Linked DNA regions of Mus musculus: region 1 is linked to region 2. The links are chromatin loops, found by intact Hi-C in ENCODE. Cell type or tissue: gastrocnemius. All regions are shown on one strand. Links, peaks and the distances in the headings refer to the core of each region. The heading gives the core; the rest is flanking DNA. Region 1 has its middle 7.3 kb from the start of Gm25622. Region 2 holds the start of Adam6b (a disintegrin and metallopeptidase domain 6B).

Region 1 (11,233 bases), core at 4,050-9,049, 270 kb before region 2:
TAGTATCTCAGGGACAGGGGCAAGGGGAGAGACTAGGGGAGGGGCAGAGTGTCATAGAGATCTCTGTGGTCACAGGGATATAGGCTATGTGCTTTCTTCCCAATACTAGGGATGAGTGTCAGGAGCTCGCACAGATGAGTCCTAGGAATAGCAGCTATGTCTCTGATGGGAGACAGAAGTCAAGTAAGAGTTGGGTGATGAATCACTCAGGGGACAGCAGGGAGGTGTGTTCCACTGAATGGGCAGATGAACTTGGGTCTGGCTGGGTGGGACTGGCGGAGAATGCAGTGATGTGGAGAGGCCACCAGGGGGTGCACAAGCACTATAATTTGGCCGACGAAGGCAGAGCAGCTGCTGCAGAGCCTGAGGCAGACCTGCCTGCCAGTGTTGACTGGACACTGCCATGACACTGATGACCCTAAAGTTGAGCAAACCTTGGCCGTCCCAGGGCTGGGCTGATATTTTAACCAAATCCTGACGCTCATCTAAGCTGGTGGTGTGGAGTTGCTTGCTCCCTTTCAGGGGCACAACGAAGACATTTTAGGCAGAGGAGCTTACAGGAATTTTCATCCAGAGACCCCATTAGGAATAGTCTAAGGACATTGTCCTAGACAGAGGCCCAGCAGCCTGCTGTAAGAGTTGCAAGAAGCCAACTGACCAGCCTCTTGTTGCAGAAAGGACATGCAGGCGAACATAATACACAGGACTCATAACCATAACCCAGAGACCACCCTCGTGGTTAGGGGGAGGGGGCTATGATTAGAGGAGACACATTAGGCTGAAGTATATGTCTTATTGGAAGGATATTAGGATAAATAAATTCAATAAATGAATTGAATGGCCCTCAAAGCAATCACCACAAAGTGACAAGTAGAGTGTTTGACTCCAAAGGAAGATGGATGTTGGCTCACGCCTTTATTCCCAGCACTCAGGAGGCAGAGGCAGGGAGACCTACGAGTCTGAGGCTAACCTGGTCTACATGGTGGGTTCCAGGAGAGCCAGGGCTACACGGGGGAACCCAGTTTTGAAAATAAAATCAAGAAAAAAGAAAACAGAAGAAGAAAATTTAATTTATCACCAGGAAGCAGGATAAACACAGGAAGGAAAGAGAAAATGCCATGAAAATACGCACAAAGAGAGAGCCAAGACCCAAGACTGGTAATGACAGCAAGCTGCAATGGCTTAAGCTGACCACTCAGAAGAGATTCATGCACAGAAGTTAGAACCACCCTACCCCACACTGAGTTTATAATGAAAGCCTACAATTAAAAACAAAGACACAGGGCCTCGGGGAGTGAAGCACTTGCCCAGCAAGTGTGAAGACCTGAGTGTGAATTCTCAGAGCCTGAACAGCTGTGTGTGGCAGCCTGAGTCTGTAACAGCTCTGCTCCTAAGGTAAGATGGGAGGTAAAGACAGGATCCCTGGAAACGTGCATCCCAGATAGCCCGGTGTATGCAGCCATGAATAACAAAGAGACCTTGTCTCGAACCAGGGCAAGGTGAGGATTGACACCTGACATCCACAGGTGCCTGTGTCATGTGTGTGCCTTCTTCTGAGGCTTCTGGAGGGCTGAAGAACCCAGGCTTGCCTTCCCTGGTCTCCAGATTCCTCCTGGTCTGGTGGAGCATGCAGTGTTGCAATTGGACACTAGGGGGCATTTAAGCTCTGTGCTCCTGGGACCTGCTGGTGTGACCTGATGGGGCTGACCGGCCCACAGCTGTGCCTGACCATTGTGGCAGACCCTGGTTGGCAAGAGGACTCACTACGTCTTAGAAACCCAGGTACTGGAGATACAGGTGCAGGTGGGAATGGTAACTCCTAACTTTGTAGTTCTGTTCTTGGCGTAACCATGTGTCCACAGGGGACGTGGGAGCCCAGCCTTCCCAGAAGCCATGCCAGTAACTGAGCAGTACCATGCACAGAACCTGGGGGCTACCACAAGAAGGTACATGAGCCTCAGGCTACCCCCCGAAACCTTGGTATAAACCTGAACTTATAAACCCATGAGCCCCCTGTACCTCCTTGTATAGATGGGACACATGCCATGCACACAGCCAGGGGATTGCCATGAGGGGAAGATGAGTTATGGGCTGATCTACCCAAATGTAGTGTAAGTCTGCAACCCCGACTTGATCATCAGGAGGGCTGTGTGCACTCCTGCCTCAACCAGACAGGGTAGGCACGTCCACACTTCCTTTCTCACAGTTCCTTCTCACCCACTTTGACAAGAACCTTCTGCGAGCGGCAGGATGTAGTGTGCTCTACTGACCACACGGTGGCAGCAGAGCGCTGTTCCTGTGGACACTGACTAGCAACCTGCTTGGAGTTGCTGGTTAGTCTTGGGAGGGCAAGTGGAGGCTGTGGAGCCCAACACATGCTCCACTCTACCCCTGTACTGGCTAGTTTTGTGTCAACCTGACACAGCTGGAGTTATCACAGAGAAAGGAGCTTCAGTTGAGGAAATGCCTCCATGAGATCCAGCTGTAAGGCATTTTCTCAATTAGTGATCAAGGGGGAAGGGTCCTTGTGGGTGGGACCATCTCTGGGCTGGTAGTCTTGGGTCCTATAGGAGAGCAGGCTGAGCAAGCCAGGGGAAGCAAGCCAGTAAAGAATATCCCTCCATGGCCTCTGCATCACCTCCTGCTTCCTGACCTGCTTGAGTTCCAGTCTGGACTTCCTTTGGTGATAACAGCAGTGTGGAAGTGTAAGCTGAATAAACTCTTTCCTCCCCAGCTTGCTTCTTGGTCGTGATGTTTGTGCAGGAATAGAAACCCTGACTAAGACAACCCCCAACTAGGGTCAGTTCTCATCTGGTCCGGACTCAACTCCTAGCGTCCCAGGCCCGACACACCTCAGTGGCGCCCCTCTCTCAGACTGACTACAGTCTGGTCAACCAGAGTGCCATGGACCACCCCAGTCGGGTATGGGGGTCCCTGGAATGAGGGTCCTCGAAGCTAGGTGGGTAAGGATTCGGTGGTGACAAACAGAAACAAACACAGAGGCAGTTTGCATCTGAGTGTATTTTGCAGATCTCAAGTAGGATTTTGTTGTTGTTGTTGAGACAGGGTTTCTCTGTATAGTCCTGACTGTCCTGGAACTCACTTTGTAGACCAGGCTGGGTTCGAACTCAGAAATCCGCCTGCCTCTGCCTCCTGAGTGCTGGGATTAAAGGCGTGCTCCACCACCTCTGGGCTCAAGCAGGGGATTTTATACATTAAAAAACCAAACATCACATTTCTTCCAAACATCACATCTCTTAGAAACTGTATCCAGTGAAACAATCACAAATACCCACAAAAATCATTTGGCACAGTAAAGCACAAAAATCATCCAAGCATTACAACTCTGAAACTATGTATTCAGTGAATCACAAACAGAGCAAGTAACATCATTATTAATATAAATCATCAAAATATAACAACAATTCTAAAAGAATGTATTCAGTGGGGCAGTCGTCCAAGGCTAGTGGTATACTTCCAAGAGCAGGTTAATAAATCTTTATGGTCAGTGCTCTTAACTGCTGAGCTAACTCTCCAGCCACTTATGGTCAATTATTATTTAACATCTAATGTCTGATTTTTAAAATAAATCTTCATTGCATAAATTTAAACCATTTTAATTCTTTCTAATTAAGGCTTTCTTTACTATATACCAAAACCCACCTCCGATGACACACGTGTAACCATATGAAATTTTATTGTTGGGAAAGTTTTTTATCATAATAGTTTTATAAATGATTTAAAAAGTAAAGTGTTGGTTTCCCTGGGGATAAGGTCATGTTAGTGGCCCCATCTCTAGGGATGGTTTCTTACCCATTATTCTCGCTTAAGATCTTGGCCTAGGCTTCCAGGAACATGTAAATAAGAAAAGGAATAAGAGAAAACAAAACAGATAGATTGCCATGAGAACTATGGCTCAATAATTTTTCTCCGGCAAAGAGTTCCATAGTTGGTTCCAGGAAGTCTTCCCCTTTTGAGGTCGATCGCCACAGTCTGTGGAACTTGTCACACAGATCCAACTGGGGGTGGTGTGGCACCAGAGAATCCTGGCCAATAGCGAGACTGTAACACCATCACACAATCTCTATTTCTACCAGTGTTGGCCTCTTACACACACAGCGGCATATATACATGCTCTCTGAGTACGTGTTTGTCACTTGTGCCTGAGAGTCTACCCGGCTGGGTGGGGCCAATTCTTTGAACTTGGCTTAGCAGAGGTTGCAGTGGTGCATCTAGCCACCAGGGGGCACATGAGCTCTGCACTGTGCATTGTGGTCCTTAGTTGACCTGCCAATGTGATCTGACTCCACTGTTCCAGGGCAGGGACTGACCACACTCCCTCAGTGTCAGACAGTGGGTATCCCACCATGCCTTAGAAACTCAAAGCCCACAGGGAAGTGTAGGTGGGGTTGGCTGGAGACACTGGCCCTCAGAATTCCTTAATTCTGTCAAATTTCACGAACATCTCTTCACTTCAGTCATAAATTCTCTTAGTGTGGGGTGTGGCTGTGTGTCCACATGGGATGTGGAGTCTAGGCTGCTGAGGAGCCTGGCTTGGGCCTTGGAACCTGCTGCCAGTAACTGTGCACACACATGGCATGCACAGAGCCTGGGCATTACCATGAGGTGGACATGAGCCTGGGTGGGTAAGCCTGCACCCCTACCTTCACTACCAAGTGCAGCCTTAGACACATGGGACACATGCCCTTCCCCATCGTAACTGTATGACTAGTCAGAGCATGCGCTGTCTCCCACACTAGAGGAAGAGCTACTGACCCCACCTGCCTTGAGAAAACAGCCCTTCCCCAACCTGCTCTAAGAGCTCTAAGGAGAGTTTCGAGTAGGCAGTAAGTGCAATTCTACCAGAGGCCACATGAGGCCAGTAGAGTCTTGCTCTTGCAGGCCTCAGGCCCATGCTGGTTAGAACAGGGCTGGGAGGAACTTTGTAGTCATAGTAGACTCTGTGGAGCTCTGAGCTCAGAGCCCCTCCTGGTGACTGCAATTTGGTCAGTCAGAGAATCCCGGTCAACAGTGAGACTTTAACACCATCACATGACCTCTGGATTTCTACCAATGTTGTTTTCTCTCCACGCCCGACTCATTTGTGATGTGAACAGTGCTGGAGCCTCAGCGGGGAGGAGGATTAGAGACATAAATGTCTAAACACACACACACACACACACACACACACACACACACACACACACACACACACACACACTGGAGGGTCAGAGATGTCTAGTTGGGCCTTCGTCTCTTCTGTTATTTGGCGACTCCATTTAGATTTCTTTCACATATGTATATATATATATTTTAAAAAAATTATTTACTTATTATATGTAAGTACACTGTAGCTGTCTTCTGACACTCCAGAAGAGGGAGTCAGATCTCATTACGGATGGTTGTGAGCCACCATGTGGTTGCTGGGATTTGAACTCAGGATCTTTGGAAGAGCAGTCAGTGCTCTTAACCACTGTGCCATCTCTCCAGCCCCCTATATGTATATATTTTAAGAAGCTTCTATCGTAGTAGTTTTCTGTAGGTGCCAGGTTTTGAACTTGGCTTGGCACAGCATGCAGTGGTGCATCTGTCCACCAGGGGGCACCTGAGCACTACGCTGTGGTCATTGTGGAGACGCCACAGGTGTATCTCAGGTGCTTAGGCAACCAGCTAGTGTGACAGCCCTGACCAGTCTCACGACTGGCCTAACCGTGCTTCCTCAGTGCCAGACACCAGATTGCAAAGTATCGTTAGGCCCTAGGAACCCAACAGGTATTAGGGACAGTGCAGGTCGGGGGCGGGGCGGCTGGAGCTGGTGGCCCTGGGTACCCCCTAATTCTGTTGACACTTAGCCCTCTCCCCACCTACCTCAGTTATTAATTCTCTTTGTTTCCTGGCGTGTCCATGGATCTGTGTGGAATATGGGACTGTAGACTGCCCAGGAGCCCAGACTGGGGCTTATTTATTTATGTAATTTTTTATTTTTCCTGTTGCTGGTACATTGTGCACAAGATATGTACAGAGTCTTGGGGTAACCACGAGGAGAATATAAGCCTTCTCTCCCAAACTGCAGTACAAGCCTGAACTCTCAACTTGATCATCAAAACCCAGGCATGTACTCCTGGTCGCTTTAGCTCAGTGGTTCTCAATCTTCCTTACGTTGTGACCTTTTAATACAGCTCTTTATGTTGTCATCCCAACCGTAAAATTATTTTTTTTGCTACCTCATAACTGTAATTTGTTTACTGTTTCAAATCATCTGACTTTCAACTAGTGTGGAAAAGACATCGGACCCCTTAGCGGGGATCCTGACACACAGGTTGAGAACCAGTGCCTTAGTCCCTCTGCGCCTGCGTAAGAGGAGCTTCCTGTGGGCTGCAAAGATAATACCACCAATGGCCACATGGTGGCAGCAGAGATCTGCTCCTGGGGGCACCTTCTCCAGTCGCAGTTCCTGTTCCCCTGTCATACTATTTCCACCAGTGTCTACATTTATCATGGGTGATACATGAACTCCCTGGGACACAGATGTGTAAACATGGGGACACACACATGGACATTTGCGTGTGTACATACTCTGGGTCTGTTTTGTTACTGAAAGTACACCTGGTTGGGTAGAGCCAAGTATCTGAATCCGGCCTTCCGTGTGCAGTGACACACATGGTCACCAGGGGGCGCACGAGCCCTGTATTACACCACTCTGGAGCCCCAGCAGGCACACCTGGAGTTGAGGCATCACTGGTCCATCTGTGCCTTGACCAGCCCCAGGGCTAGGCCTGATCACATCCCCTGTGTGCCAGTCTTGATTGGCAGGGGTGGGGGCGGGGGTCCCAACAGACCCCAGGAAGCCAATAGCACAGAGGATGCTGGGACAATTACACAGGGGTCAGGAGGTGTGCTCCTGGGTCAGGAGTTTAAGTCTGCACTCTCAATACAGACTTATAATAAGGCACATGTCCCTACCCACCCTAAATAGGTGGGGTGTGTGCTTCCATCTAAAATAACTAGATAGGAATACATCCCTTTAGTCCATAGCTACACGGGGCAGGCCGCCCTTCACACCCTGACAAACCCTCCTTGCCCCCATCATCCCTAGGGAGAGCGTCTGCGTGGTGTGTGTGCAACGCTGGCTATGCTCACACGGGGGCAGCAGAGTTTGCTTGCTCAGTGCCAGCTCTGAGCTGCTGAGGCAGATGTAACCTGACTATAGTGCTCACTATGGAGACCAGGGCAGGCCTTTTCCACTTTTGCTGGACTGGGCAAAGGCTGTACCTTTGCTCTGAGCTGTGCAGGGCTGAACTTAGGCTTGTAGCTAGCACCCCACTGAGTTTAGTGCTCGGACAGGACACCAAGTGAGGTGTTGAGACAAGTCATGGGGAGTCCCCTTACCTACTTGCCTGGCTTGGGCAGCTCTGTGGGGTCTGAGAGGGTGGCGGGAAACAGAGCTGCCTCAGTTGTTGCCCTGGGAGGGGAGCCTGGTTTGCAGGCTACATGGGCATTCAGTAAGCAGTCTGGCTGGGAGGGTCAGGCCCCTCGTGAGATAAGGACACAGGTTCGAGGTGCTCAGGTCTGTGGGAGCCTTCAGAGACATGCTATATGATCCCCATCTGAGCTTGGAGATCAGCAAGGTGAACGCAGTAGGCTGCCTGTCCCATCTGGCTATGTTTCTGTTTGTTCCTCTAGAGAGGCACACATGCCTATAGCCCCGAGATTCCTTCTGACAACCCTAAGGCCACACTCCATCTGTTCGCAGCCATTCCCAACTACGCCTCCTGCACAGGTCCACTTATGAGCTATGTCTTATGCTGCCCAAGGTTATAAAACAGGCCACAGGCAAGCCAGCAGCTGCGCGTGTATCTTCAGACTCAACTCTACAGTGCTTTCCTCCACGGACTTGGTGTCCCTAGCTCTGAACCCATGACATTTCTGTAGAGAGGGTCTCCATGTAGCTGCATGGAAGTAAGATAGCCAAGGCAAGGCTAAGACCAAAGTGGCTCTGATAGAGCCAGCTCGGGGGCAGACCCTGGGACGCTCTCCTAAAGAGCCACTGGAAATGTGGGCCAACTCTTCACCCTTTCTCTGGAACAAGTGTGTAGCAAGAACGATGGGACCAAAGGATTGCTGTCACCCTTCCAATCAGATGGGTCATTCCAGCTTCTATAATGGGAGCCAGGGTGTGTGGCAAGATCCTGCCTAGGGCTGGGGAATCTTACCCATGTCTGATGGCCATGGAGCCACATGGAGCTTAGTGCCCTCAATGGACATCCCTGTATTCTAACCACCTGGGACCTTGTCAAGCTGATGTGTGATTCTGTGCTCCCTGAGGGGCTATGAGGGCTCAGGACAGCTGGTGTCAAACATGGACATGAGGGGTTCAGGAGGGGCACAGAGCTGGAGGGTTTTCACTGTCCAGACAGCAAACCTGAGCCAGATAAGCTGCAGAGTCGATGTTAGGCCTCACCTGGCCTGCGCAGTGTGAGGTCACCGGCATGTTCATCAACACCCCTGATCTCCTAGTTCATTACTCTCTCTGTGCAGCCTCTCCTTCCATTGCTGGTACACGTCAACTTCCACCCAGTCCTCTAGAGGGAGCCCCTGAGCACCCCAGCCGTCTGCTTTCAGGACAGGATGGTGGGGCAAGGGCTGTTTCTTGGACCCTGGGACACTCAGCCCTTTACACCTTGCTCCAATGTGTGTTAGAGTCTAACAACCTTTGTTTCTGCCAGTCTCTCTCTCTCTCTCTCTTTTTTAAGGTTTTCATTTTAGACCTGTAATTTATTTATCTTATATTCTCATGAGCCCCTCCCCCACCCCTCTCTCTCTGTGTGAGCTTCTATGTTTCACATGTATGGAGGATCCTTCAGGGCACCCCGGAACTGGAATTACAGTAATGCACTGCCATGTGGGTGCTGGGAATTGAATCTGGATTCTTTGGAAAAGCAGCCAGTGCTCTTAACCCTTGAGTTATCTCTCCAGCCCCTCTGATGTGTGTGTGTGTGTGTGTGTGTGTGTGTGTGTGTGTGTGTGTGCACGCGCAGGGGAAACCCAGGGCCTCCTGTGAGCAGCCATGTTCTAGCCCAGGAGGCAAGCGTGCTTTAGCACTGAGCTGTGTCCCCAGTCCCAACTTTTGCTTTAGCAAACATGCCTCAGAGAGCATGTGTTCGCCACATTCTGTGCATTAAAGTGTTATTAGAAATTAAGTTGTTTTTTTTTTAAACAGATAAAAACACAAGGCATAATTACAACAGCCCCAAACCACGTGTGGAGATTGCTGGGTGAGGGCACACAAGTCAGAGCTGGAGTTCTCTGCCAGGCTTGGTGCCTGGACTCCTGGGGTCTGGGGCCTCCAGTGAGATTGGCTGCTCCAGGGTTGCTGCTCACCCCAGCCCCTTTGTTTTTTCCCTGACTAGGTTCGCAGGAGAGGTGTGTGTGCTGGTGAGACTCCGTGGCAGCTGGTGCTTGTGGCCGGGTGGAGATTGGTTCTTGCATTCTTTGGAGCCCCACATCAATGGGGCACAGCTGGCCCTTCTATAGGCTCCTTACTTCTATAGGCTCCTTACTTCTATAGGCTCCTTACTTCTATAGGCTCCTTACTTCTATAGGCTCCTTACTTCTATAGGCTCCTTACTTCTATAGGCTCCTTACTTCTATAGGCTCCTTACTTCTATAGGCTCCTTACTTCTATAGGCTCCTTACTTCTATAGGCTCCTTACTTCTATAGGCTCCTTACTTCTATAGGCTCCTTACTTCTATAGGCTCCTTACTTCTATAGGCTCCTTACTTCTATAGGCTCCTTACTTCTATAGGCTCCTTACTTCTATAGGCTCCTTACTTCTATAGGCTCCTTACTTCTATAGGCTCCTTACTTCTATAGGCTCCTTACTTCTATAGGCTCCTTACTTCTATAGGCTCCTTACTTCTATAGGCTCCTTACTTCTATAGGCTCCTTACTTCTATAGGCTCCTTACTTCTATAGGCTCCTTACTTCTATAGGCTCCTTACTTCTATAGGCTCCTGGCCTCAAGATGTTGCTGACCTGTGAGGGTTTGGGACCAGTGGGCCCTAGGAGTGGGATCCAGAGGTCTCTGTGGTGAGGGAAAAGAGGGACATTTGTTCAGCTCCTGTAGCCAGAGGATACACCCCCAGCAGACTTCTGGAGCTGGAGTCAGGGGTTGCCTAAGCAGCAGCCTTGAGTTAACCTGGGACCAGGGCCTGCCTTGCTACAGCAGCTGTCAATGGCTGGACCTATCCTCTCCCATCATCTAGCTTGGGCAGGGGTCAAGTGCTGCCTACCTCCAACAGTTATCCTGCGTTAAGGGACTGCTCTGTGCAACAACTATCTTAGGCTGGGGTCAGGGGTTGTCCTCCCATCATGGCTGCCCTGGGCCAAGCTGGGGTCAGAGCATGGATGGATTCATATCATTGACCCTTGCAGCCCTTGTATGCAGGAGAGGGTTACCAGGGAAGGCAGTGGCATGAGCTGCAGATGGTACAGAGCCTTCTAAGGCCTTATCCCAAGAGCATGTGTGCGGTGATGCACGGAACCGACATCTTAGGGTGGCACGTTAGGAATGGGAAGGGGCCATAGCTGAGCAGCACACAGGGAGAGGTCAGGGGCTGTGAGGGTAAGAGGGTTCAGGTGCAGGACTCACTAAATTGGGTAGAGCAGGGCTTCAGTCAGGACTGCAGGCCTGTTCACAGGGTGTGTGTGTGTGTGTGTGTGTGTGTGTGTGTGTGTGTGTGTGTGTGTGTGTATGGGCATGATGTGAGCACCTTGGCTACCATTGCTTATGTCTCTCTAGCACACGAGCCCATGTCTGTGTTCTGTGTGACTGGCATGAGCTCAGGCGACAGAGCTGTGTTTGAGTGTGGGACAATGCAGAGCTGTGTGTGTCTAGTGTGGTCTGGGCCTGGTAGTGCCTCTGTCTGGGTGCTTATCTGTAAAGAATGGGATCCCTGTGCTTTAAGAAGGGAGCCCCTGCTCAGGGGAATGTTCAAGGACAGGCCTGTGAGTCCTCATGAAACCTGTGAGCAACTGTATCCCACATGTCTCTGAGATGTCCCATGTGTGTGGCCTGAGAGCCTGGGTGGGCCTGGGTGAGCTTCCAGTTCTGTGGGAGTCTCTGGAACGTGTGTGGGGTGTGCAGTGTCAGCCGGCTGTGGCTAAGCATGTGCCTCGGAGTGGGAGTGCCAGTGTCAACTTTTATGTGTGAGTGTGTGGGGTTTGTGAGCA
Region 2 (11,233 bases), core at 3,357-8,356:
GCTTTGAGACATGCCTGCCCTTTTCTGTCAGAAAGCCTCACAGGCTATGTAGATCTTTCCTGTATAGTCTGGCCATCTACTTATGTATATGCTGCTTTGTCTGCCATTCTCTGCTCTCTACAAGTTCTTGCTCTTCCATACTTGTGGGATATCATGATGGTTGTGTCCTAACCCTCGTCTCCCTCATCCTTGTGTGTTCCTAGTGATTGCTCTGGCATTTCCCACAGCCTGACAGTCGGGGTGGGGCACTGTCAACACAAGGTTCAGATATTCTCTTCTCATCTCCTTAACAGAAAGATTGAATTTTGCTTGTTGTGAAGTCCAGTGACAGGGAATCCCGTTGAACATGTTTCTTTTAACTTAGTTCTTCCTAGCTTCAGCATTGAGGCCATTAAGAGCATGTTCTGTGTGGTACTCAATCCTTACAATCCTTCTTTACTCTTCCCAATTTGTTTATACTTCTTTGGTTAGGGGCATTTGTTCTGTTTCCTCTTTTGGCCTGTTCTAACCTTCCTGTTATGTTACATTATTATGCAGAGGATCCTGAGTGCATATTTGGGGCTCAGTGCTGATGCCCAGTGCTTTCAGTGTGCCCAGTCGCATTGCCAGGTAGTTCTGCCTGAGCTCTGTGTTTGCTCTTCTGTTAGCCCAAGTTTTGCTTGCTGCTTCTGAGCTCTACCCTCTGGAGAATTTCTGCAGGTCTGCCTTTCAGCCCCCCCTCCTGACTCTCTTTACTTATATCTACACTAACTTTTAAAATTCCTACTCCAAGGTGATGAGTGTGGACTGGAAATTCATCTGAGTGATAAGGAATTTACCGGGCACACTCATGCCCCCAGACTCAATGTACAGCACCGCAGCACCCACATGAGGTAGGGACCAGGAGCAGATGCTCCATGTGTGATGTGGATACAAGGTAGGTTTATAAAGTGGATGTATTTCCCACACATGGCCACTTTAGCCCTAGTCCTTGGATGATCTGAGAGTCCAATGCCTTCCTACACAGTGTGGAAAGCTGTGTATCCCCTGTTCTTGCAGATTGGTACAGTTTTCTTGTAAGGTAGTGGAGATTCACAGCTTCCCATTTGTGCTTGCAACACAGGAGGTTCTTTGGCCTGTTTTTCTATATCACCCCGTATGAGCCATCTCAGCTCAGTGGCTATTTGACAGCTCCCCTTGACAGATGTTATTTAAGGGTCCTTGTCCTACTATGTTTTGGTGGGTGGGATCAGTGCCCATCTTACTGTGAAGATAGCAAATAGTCATTGGGCAACACTCTTAATGTGATACAAGCTTCTTCGCCCCCACATTCCCCATCTGTGGTGCTGCCTTTGGGTACACTGTATGGCTTAGGGGTTCATCTGCAGTGGAGATGCTGTTGTTTCTGATGTTTTGGTCTGAAACATAGAATGAACTAGAGCTAACTGGCTCAGACCTCTGGAGGGGAGTCCTGGTAGGTGCCTGGGTGGTCCTGGGGCTACATCTTGGTTTATCTAGTGAGGGAACTCTTGATGCACTAGGTACACTCATCTCTCCTGTACCACTGTGGTGTCTGATGGCACTCTTGAATGTTTTATTTACAACTGGGTTAGGGATATAGGACTGCTCCATCTTAAATTGGTCCTATGTTTCCTGTTACAGTTTACATGTCCCAAAAATGACCAGAGAGGTGATTTCCCATCTTCTGAAATCTGGTATTTAATACTGGCAGTTGCTCTGGGGCTGTGTTTAGACCCTCAGTGTTTCTCCCACCTTGGACTTGGGTGCATGGGTGGGTAACAGGCTAAGTGAATACAGAGATATCAGCTTTCGATTCTCCTCTCCAACTGTGGTCCAGTGCCTCTTTCTGAGCCAGAGTGGGAAAGGTCTCTGTGGGGCTGATGGTCCGAATCATCTGCATTCCATGTCCCAGCAGCTCCGGAGAGGCTCTTATTTCTGGTGCTGGGGAGCGATGAGAACTCCCTGCTCAGCCCCTTTAATGCACTAACTCACCTGTTTTCTCTCTATGGGTTTTCCTTTCCTCTGGGACTGGCTTGCTCATATCAGCCTCAAGTTCCTTCAGGGCTCACTCTAAAAATTTCTGTGGCATCATTGCTGTTCTTAGGACAGGCTCAGAGCAGTCAGGAGGCCCTGTTTGGATGTGAGTAGCTAGAGGATACTGGCTGTACACTTTCTCTATTTCTACTTTCTCCAAGCTTTCTCAGTCTAGGGCTGCTGAGTGATTCCCCAGGCACCTGGTGCAGGTGACTGCATTTAGAATCTACTTTTTTTTTTTTTAAATTTTGTGGTGGTTTTGGATTTTGAAGACTTAAAATCTTCATAGATGCCTAGATGTGTTGGAATCTTCCTTGCATTTCCCCCACAGTAATGATTTCATCATCTTCCCCCTTTTCAAAGTAGTGCTACCTATGCAGCTGGAGCTATGGGTCCTTCCATGTGTACTCTTTGGTTCCTGGTTTAGTCCCTGGGAGCTCTGGGGGGGTGGGGTACTGATTGGTTCTTATGGAATGGGTGGGTTGGTGAGCAGGGAGATGGGTGATGGGATAGGGGGTTTCAGGGAGGAAAAACTGGGGAAGGGGATAACATTTGAAATGTAAGTAAAGAAAATATCTACTAATAGAAATTAATGCTGGAGGGTTGTCACAGTTGACACCCGAATTCTGCCCTCTTGTGGAGAGGAAGAGATACAGATCTCCCTGCTGCTGTGGCGCTGTGAAGGGTAGTGTGAGCTTCAGAAAGATGCCTTAAGATGTAGGAGACACAGGCATCCCTCTTGGTAATTCATAGCTGAAAGCCTCTTCAACAGATACCTCAAGATTGGAGTTAGGTATTATCTAGGTAGTTCTCTGTATTGCACAGTTAGATTTTAGCAGCTGAGGTGTTCTAGGAATTGGTACAGGACAGAGCTTCATATTACTTTAATTTGTATGTCAATTGGTTGTTTCTGTAAAGGAGCTTGGAGGGAATTTATGTGAGCTGAGACAGCATATGAGCAGGGCAAATGGACAGTGTTTCCCAGGCGTCACTGAGGAATGGCCTCAAGGGTGACAACTGCATTGGTTGTGATTTGCTGTGGGGAGACTACAAAGTGACTGAGCTGTGAGACTGAGGTACAGTGAGAACCTTCCTGCTGCAGGCATCTCCAGACTGCTGGGCCCTGTGTGAGTGAATACAGCCAGGGACTGGGCTCAGAGGAACCTGTGTGCTTAGACTGCCCTGCAGAGTCAGTCAAGGGTTGCTGTTCTTCTAGAAGGTTCTCCATATTTCTGCCTTTCTGTAGATTGACTGGAGATTTTTTTTTTTTCTGGCTGGTGTCAGAGACCATACCATGAGAAAGTGAGCCCTTCACAATCTCCCACCCTGACAGGCCAAATGGCCTCGTGCTAGGAGCCTGTAGTCACTCCCTCCTCCCTGTTGCCTTCCTGGCACCTGAGGCTGTAAAAGCTGAATTATAGTCCCCTCTTCCCTATCTCTTCCTGAACTCCCATGCCATCCAAGGACATGAGTTACACCTGAGCCTGGCCTGACACCCCAAGGCTGTCAAGGAGGATCTATGTTCCAGAGATAAGATGCAGAGTGTCCGCTGCCTGGAGCCTGACTTCGGCCCTCATGTCAGCAGATGCCCGCTTCTTTGTTCTTTGTAAAATTCCCCCTCGACCCCTTCCTATTCCCCGCGATGCATGCTTTACACCAGGCACCTCAGCCTAATAAACGAAGACCTTGATAGGAAAAGATCTACTTGGTCTTCGTTTCTCTTTTCTCTTCCAATCCCATTTTCTTCCAGGTTTGCGGTCCCCCTCGCACCCACTAATAACTGAATCCCGTGGGACAGGATAGGCTGGTAAACAGGACAGCTCCTGTGATCCCACAGCAGCCCTAGGAAACTCAAGGTTAGAGCAGGAAGATGCTTCAGAGGTTCCATGGGAATGACTGATGAATGTTTTTGGCTTGTTTAATTGGCTTGTTGGGAATAACTAATGCTTTAAATTTCATCTTATAACACTACAGCACATGTGTCCCTCTAAGACGAGTGAATAAAAGATGCTTGAGGCTGAACTGCTGGAAACAAAGGGGCACATTTAGAGACTGAGGGTGCTTAGAGTGAGATGAGATGCCTCAGCTTCTACATGCCTACCCTTCCTCTGTAGTATGGACACAGGAAAAATAAGCAAAACATCTGCTTAAGGTGGATTGATTCAGGATGATGGCTCAGCACAGAGCTCATTATAGGAAGGGGTTTGTAGCTGTGGAGCAGGCAGGGCCAGAATCACTGAGAAGACATCAGATGTGGGAGACCAGAACGTAGGTGGGGCACTGGAAGACTAGGGCAAAAAGGTGGAGATCTTTCTAAACACACTTAGTGGGAAATTTGATACCCTCAGATTAACAAGCTGGAGATGGGCCAGTGGAAGGTTTTAGTCAGTACAGTGACTTTGAAACTATCATGAAAACCCCAGATCTCAGCCCCATTATTTTCACAAGTATTTACAGTTATCTATATCCCAACCGCATTGTGATATCTGAAACCATGTGCTTGGGTTATAAGAGGTATTGGGACCCAGGTATGGAAAGACTTAGCCTTCTCTCTCTCTCCCTCCCTCCTTTCTTCCTTATCCCCCTCTCTATCTCCTCTCTCCTTCTGTCCCTCCCTCTGTCCATGCCCCTTCTCTCCTTCTCCTTCTCCCTCTTTCCTTCTCCGTCTCCCTCTCTCTTCTCTCCCTCTCCCTTCTCTCTCTCCTTCTCCTTTCTCTCACATCTCTCTGCCTGTTTTTAAATCGTCTGTTCCTGAAAGTCCACTTGGCTATGTGGCATCAATTTTCTGAATCTGGATAGGCAGATTATGCAAAGATACATCTGGTCAGCAGAAGGCATCTGAGATATGCTCTGTAATCAGTGCTAAGGACCTTGAGTAATCTCTCTTTGTAACCAGACTCCATAGTGTCCTATAGTGGTTAGAGAGGCTGGCCCTGGCACTCCCTAGTTGTTTAGAAACCCCATCTCTGTCCTTCAGTTTAGTCCTAAAACCTCCTTCTACTTGGTGTTGTCCTATGTGCATGTAGGATATGGGAGTTCAGTCTGGTGGTACACAGAGCCTCAGAGTGATGACTGTATAAGCCCATGTCCCCAAGTTGGTCACCAATGATAGAGCACATGACCCTTCTCACCCTAATTCATGAGAAGGGATTTATCTCCTCTTACCTTAACCAGACAGGGGCCAAGCCACTTCCTCCCTCTTCCCTAGGAAGCTGCAGGGTGTATCAGGTGCAGTAATGCTCATAGCCACAAGGGGGAAGCAGAGACTTATTCATGAGGCTCCTGGAGGTGACCAGGAAAGCTGCTTAGAGAGTTCAGAAGGTGCAGTAAGATCCATGCCAATACCTGGCAAATACAGAAGTGGATGCTCACAGTCATCTATTGGATGGAACACAGGGCCCCCAATGGAGGAGCTAGAGAAAGTACCCAAGGAGCTAAAGGGATCTGCAACCCTATAGGAGGAAAAACAATATGAACTAAGCAATACCTCCCCAGAGCTGTGACTCTAGTTGCATATGTAAAAGAGGATAGCCTAGTAGGCCATCAATGGGAGGAAAGGCTCTTGGTCTTACGAAGATCATCTGCCACAGTATAGGGGAATGCCAGGGCCAGGATGTAGGAGTGGGTGGGTTGGGGAGCAGGGCAGGGAGAGAGTATAGGAGGTTCCGGGGATAACATTTGAAAACTAAATGAAGAAAATATCTAATAAAATGCCTTAAGTTAATAATAATAATAATAATAATAATAATAATAATAATAATAATAATGATAATAACAATCCCAGTAGTCCTACAGAGTTTTCCCCTGCACACTTAGATGAGATATATATGTTTGAGAGGAAGTAAGTTGATCAACCCTCCAACCACCCATTTTTTTCTTCTATCTTATAAATACATGTTGCAGGGCAGCCTATCTTTGGGGCTGTAGACCTTGCTCACGTGTCTGAGCCAGGGCTTGTCATGAACTCCGGGTGATACCCATCTTTTAACTCTTTCATTAATGATTTCTTGGAGATAACTCAGAGGCTGCTTTTCCTTCTACAAAAGTAAGAGACGCGAAAGCACTGTTGATGAACCTGGAGTGTGTGGCAGTCTCTTCGACGTTCATACCGGCAGTCTACTGGTCTCACTGCTGAGAACCCATCAGCCTGATTGCTTGAAGAAATCCCAATAGTCAGGAAAGAAAGATACTAAAGGTTGGAGGGGGACAGCCACTTCGGCCTCAGACGGGGTCAGAGGTAATGTTCCCAAGAGATGGAATTTTTAAAAATTCTAGAGTTCACAGGTACCCAGATAGAATTCTCAGGTCTAATAATATTGGAAAAATAACAACACAATATTAACAGAAAGCTCCAAACTTTCGAGCAACACCCAAAAGGAAAAAAAAAAAACTCATTTGTAAATAGTTTAACCAAAACTCAAACAAAATATGATTAGAAGAAATAAAAACAATCATTTATAGCTAAAAGGCTAATATAGACAGTATTTACTACTAACGTTCAAACAAACAAACAAAACAAAACAAGAAATTAGAACAACTGTGAGAAACATGAGCCAAGATATAAAGAAATATTGACTCCTAGAAAGAGACCCAGAGTCACACTGGGAACCAAATACATTCACGTGGAAATGATATTTTGAACTTCAAAAAAAGAAAAGAAAGGATTGAGCCTGTCAGAGACACTCCTTGCTGCTTCTGACTTTTCTTGTCCAGGCACATTTATAGACATCCCTTTTGACAATATTTAACCTCAACCTCAGCTAACACATTCAGACTCAATTCCTGCCACACCCAGTGACTGTTACCTAACTCCAGTTGTCTGGGTAACCACTTAGGTTGGGAGCCTGAGGAGGTTTTTAGTCCTCTGTCAGTATTTTCTAGACCAGGCAGTGGCCACAGCAGAGGGATTTAGCTCCACCCAGGATGTTATCTCTGACCTGGGGCATGAGGCTAGTGGAAAGACCTGTGGTCCCCAGGGTCCTCCTCTTGCTATTTGCACTCTGGCTGCTCCTCCTGGTTCCAGTCTGGTGTTCTCAAGGCCATCCTACTTGGCGTTACATCTCATCGGAGGTGGTTATTCCTCGGAAGGAGATCTACCATACCAAAGGACTTCAAGCACAAAGACTGCTCTCATATAGCTTGCATTTTCGGGGCCAGAGACATATCATCCACCTGCGGAGAAAGACACTCATTTGGCCCAGACACTTGTTGCTGACAACTCAAGATGACCAAGGAGCCTTACAGATGGATTACCCCTTTTTTCCTGTAGATTGTTACTATATTGGCTACCTGGAGGGGATCCCACAATCCATGGTCACTGTGGATACTTGTTATGGGGGCCTGTCAGGGGTCATGAAGTTAGATGACCTTACCTATGAAATCAAACCCCTCAATGATTCACAGAGCTTTGAACACCTTGTTTCTCAGATAGTATCTGAGTCTGATGACACAGGGCCTATGAATGCATGGAAGCACTGGAGCCATAATACAGGTTCTCCCTCCTCCAGATTGGAATATGCAGATGGAGCTCCCAGAATATCTAGTAAGAACTACGCTACACATCCAGCTGCTATAAAAGGCCACTTTCAAGCAACCAATTCTGTATATAATTCTGCTGCAGGTGACAAACTTTCATCTACTGTTGGGTATTTGTTTCAAGTCATTAGTTTAATGGACACCTATCTGACCAATCTTCATATGCGGTACTATGTCTTTCTCATGACTGTGTACACCAATTCTGATCCATTTCGACTTGAGTTTGCAGTTCCAGGAGGGTCGGCTTATAATTACTATGTGTCAGTCTTTTATAATAAATTTAAGCCTGATGCAGGAGTTTTACTTAATAAGTATGGGCCACAAGATAACCAGGTTAATCCAGCTGAGAGGAGTATATGTTCTTCCTTAGCCCTAATTTGTATTGGTAAATATGATCGAAATCCTTTATTTTTATCTCCTATAATAACCAATCGTGTTGGAAGGAGTTTAGGCTTAAAATATGATGAGGGGTACTGTGTCTGCCAGAGAAGGAACACCTGCATTATGTTCAGACATCCTCAATTAACAGATGCTTTCAGCAATTGTTCCCTTGCAGAGATAAGCAACATACTTAATACTCCTGGTCTGATGCCATGTCTTTTCTATGACCGTCATGTTTATTATAATACATCATTGACTTATAAGTTTTGTGGAAACTTCAAAGTAGATAACGATGAGCAGTGTGACTGTGGCTCCCAAAAGGCATGTTATTCAGATCCCTGCTGTGGAAATGATTGCAGGTTAACACCTGGTAGCATTTGTGATAAAGAATTATGCTGTGCAAATTGCACTTACAGTCCTTCTGGGACACTCTGCAGACCTATCCAGAACATATGTGATCTTCCAGAGTACTGTAATGGGACTAAATACATTTGCCCAGATGACACTTATCTGCAAGATGGGACACCATGCTCAGAAGATGGTTACTGCTATAAAGGTAACTGCACTGATCGCAACATACAATGCATGGAAATCTTTGGTGTAAGTGCTAAGAATGCTAATATTAAGTGCTATGACATCAACAAACAACGGTTTCGATTTGGGCATTGTACTAGAGCAGAAGAAAGCCTCACATTCAATGCTTGTGCTGATCAGGACAAGCTGTGTGGAAGGTTGCAGTGTACCAATGTCACCAATCTTCCATATTTGCAAGAACATGTTTCATTCCATCAATCGATTATCTCTGGGTTTACCTGCTTTGGGCTTGATGAACATCGTGGGACAGAAACAACAGATGCTGGAATGGTGAGACATGGTACCCCCTGCTCCAAAAGTAAGTTCTGTGATCAAGGAGCTTGCAGTGGAAGTTTATCTCATTTGGGTTATGACTGCACCCCAGAAAAATGCAGTTTTAGAGGAGTGTGTAACAATCATCGGAATTGCCATTGTCATTTTGGTTGGAAGCCTCCAGAGTGCAAAGAAGAGGGACTAAGTGGGAGCATAGACAGTGGGTCCCCTCCAGTTCAAAGGCACACAATAAAACAAAAACAAGAGCCAGTGGTGTATTTAAGAATACTCTTTGGTCGTATTTACTTCCTCTTTGTTGCACTGCTCTTTGGCATTGCCACTCGTGTAGGAGTTACTAAGATTTTTAGATTTGAAGACTTGCAAGCTACTTTACGTTCTGGGCAAGGACCAGCAAGGGACAAGCCAAAGTAAAATGAGTTAGCCCTCCCCTCCTGTCTCCTGTAAGATAAAGAGAATGCAAAAAAGAAAATCTGAATGTCAGTAGGGAACAAGGTAGAACTCAAGTTCACAGTTCTGGATGGCCTTTTTTTTTTTTTAATATCATGAGGACATAAGACGTGTTGGATTCAGAAATCACCTGATGTTGGTGCATTGCTAATGCTTACACTGGAATAAATCTTTCAAAACTGCAAATTGGTACTTTTGATTCTATATTTTAAATAAATCATATGGTTCCTGAACACTGAAGCGTTCCCACATCATTATCACTGTGCTTTTTTGATGGTTCCTTTCTCCTATAGCAGAAGGTCATATTCAGATTCAGGGTACACTGCTGACAGATTCTCTGTTCCATGCACTCAGAGTCTTCCTCCACGAGACTGATGGGATTACATGCTAGACAACTGTGTTTGAAACTAGTTTATTCTGAAGGAGTTTGGGGTAAGGGCTGTTCTGTTAATGTGCTCATATATTTTTCGGAACGCCAATAACCTTCCTTGGGATCACTGCCTTCTTAGCTGCATCGATGTATATTAGTCAACTGAAAAATGATGTACAGTGTCTGTAGCTGCTGACTGCAGTCTGCCTTACTCCTTTCTCAGCTGTTCATCCTCAGGTTTTCTCTAGCTTGACAAGAGATAATTCACATCCCTCTACTGGCAGAATTTGGGACACATCATAGTTACTGTTGCCCTTGATCCTGCACTTCCTAATAATTCTTAACCGATGCAAAGAAAGTTCTGGCAACACAAAAGCTACCACTGGGTCACCAAGCAAGCAGAGAAGAGGGATTGACTTGTTTTGTGTGAATGTGGAGCTCCCAGAACATCTTGAGAGTCTGCAGTTCATCCCTCTGGAGGCCCTGAAGCCCACTAACTGGTGTTTAAACCAGATCTAAGGTTCACCTTAGCCTCTTTTATTCCTTGCATGTGTAGGTGTGCAGGGTATGTATGCAAGGCTGACTTCATCTAGCATACTGTAGCTAACAAGAGCTACAAAAGCTGTGACAGATGTGCAACGACTGAATTTTTCCCTGAGGGAGTCATGAACAACATTTATTCCCTCCTCTCCTTTTTTATAAAGTTCCAATTGATCTGGACCATCAGGCCATTTTTTTTTTTTTATTGACAGGGTCCTAAGTAGAAGGACTAAAATGAGAAAATAATGAAGACAGGAAAGTGTGTGTGTGTGTGTGTGTGTGTGTGTGTGTGTGTGTGTGTGTAATAAAGGCAGAGAGACATGCTATTTTTTAAATAAAGGGAGGGTAATTGTCCAATGGGAAAAGTGTGTTCTGGAGTAGAACAATCATCTCTTTAGGTATTAAGACCCAGGTGAGGACCTTTTGAACCAAACACTATGTTTAAAGTGGAATGGAACAAATTCCAGGTGCAGGGTCAGCTTCTCTGTTTAAACAGCACCTGACAGTCTGGCAGTATCAACATTTTGATGTGACATCTTTCATAAGCTGATTCCTTATAAATAGGAAGTTTATTAAGAAAGTTAGTGTAGCCAGACATCTGGCCACCTTCCCGGCCAAAGGAAGGGGGTCCAAGCAGAGAGGGAGCGCTTTGCCTGAGCATCAGCAGCAGAAATCTTGGTTCCGGGACCCAACCGAGTGTATTCTGCACAGGCCCCAGAGATTACCAGATGGCGAAAGGCAAACACAAGAATCCTACTAACAGAAATCAAGACCACTCACCAACATCAGAACGCAGCACTCCCACCCCACCTGGTCCTGGGCACCCCAACACAACTGAAAAGCTAGACCCAGATTTAAAAGCATATCTCATGATGATGGTAGAGGACATCAAGAAGAACTTTAATAACTCACTTAAAGAAATACAGGAGAACACTGCTAAAGAGTTACAAGTCCTTAAAGAAAAGCAGGAAAACTCAACCAAACAGGTAGAAGTCCTTATAGAAAAACAGGAAAACACATCCAAACAGGTGATGGAAATGAACAAAACCATACTAGACC

Evidence for each region. A loop is a pair of places that touch in the nucleus more often than their neighbours do. Peaks named below come from ENCODE experiments on the same cell type or tissue, not always from the same donor. Only the 100,000 strongest peaks of a DNase experiment are listed, where the experiment ranks them.
Region 1: a loop joins it to region 2, with 11 times the contacts of the local background. A loop is called at or near these places in 33 of 42 quality-filtered maps.

Annotation. Positions count from the first base shown.
Region 1 is chr12:113,215,817-113,227,049 of GRCm38, forward strand. No RefSeq gene overlaps it. Among named protein-coding and RNA genes, the nearest start is that of Gm25622, 7.3 kb to the left of the region's middle. In gastrocnemius, for the core only: CTCF peaks have their summits at 4,861, 5,593 (motif pointing right), 6,430 (motif pointing right), 8,586 (motif pointing right) and 3 weaker places; DNase peaks (open chromatin) are centred at 4,236, 4,876, 5,642, 6,404 and 2 more places; H3K4me3 peaks cover 245 bases.
Region 2 is chr12:113,482,608-113,493,840 of GRCm38, forward strand. It overlaps Adam6b (a disintegrin and metallopeptidase domain 6B), which reads left to right and starts at 6,958. Exons shown (of 1, transcript NM_001009545.1): 1 at 6,958-9,228. The coding sequence starts at 6,958. The coding sequence ends at 9,228. It also overlaps Igh. In gastrocnemius, for the core only: a CTCF peak has its summit at 5,282 (motif pointing right); a DNase peak (open chromatin) is centred at 5,277.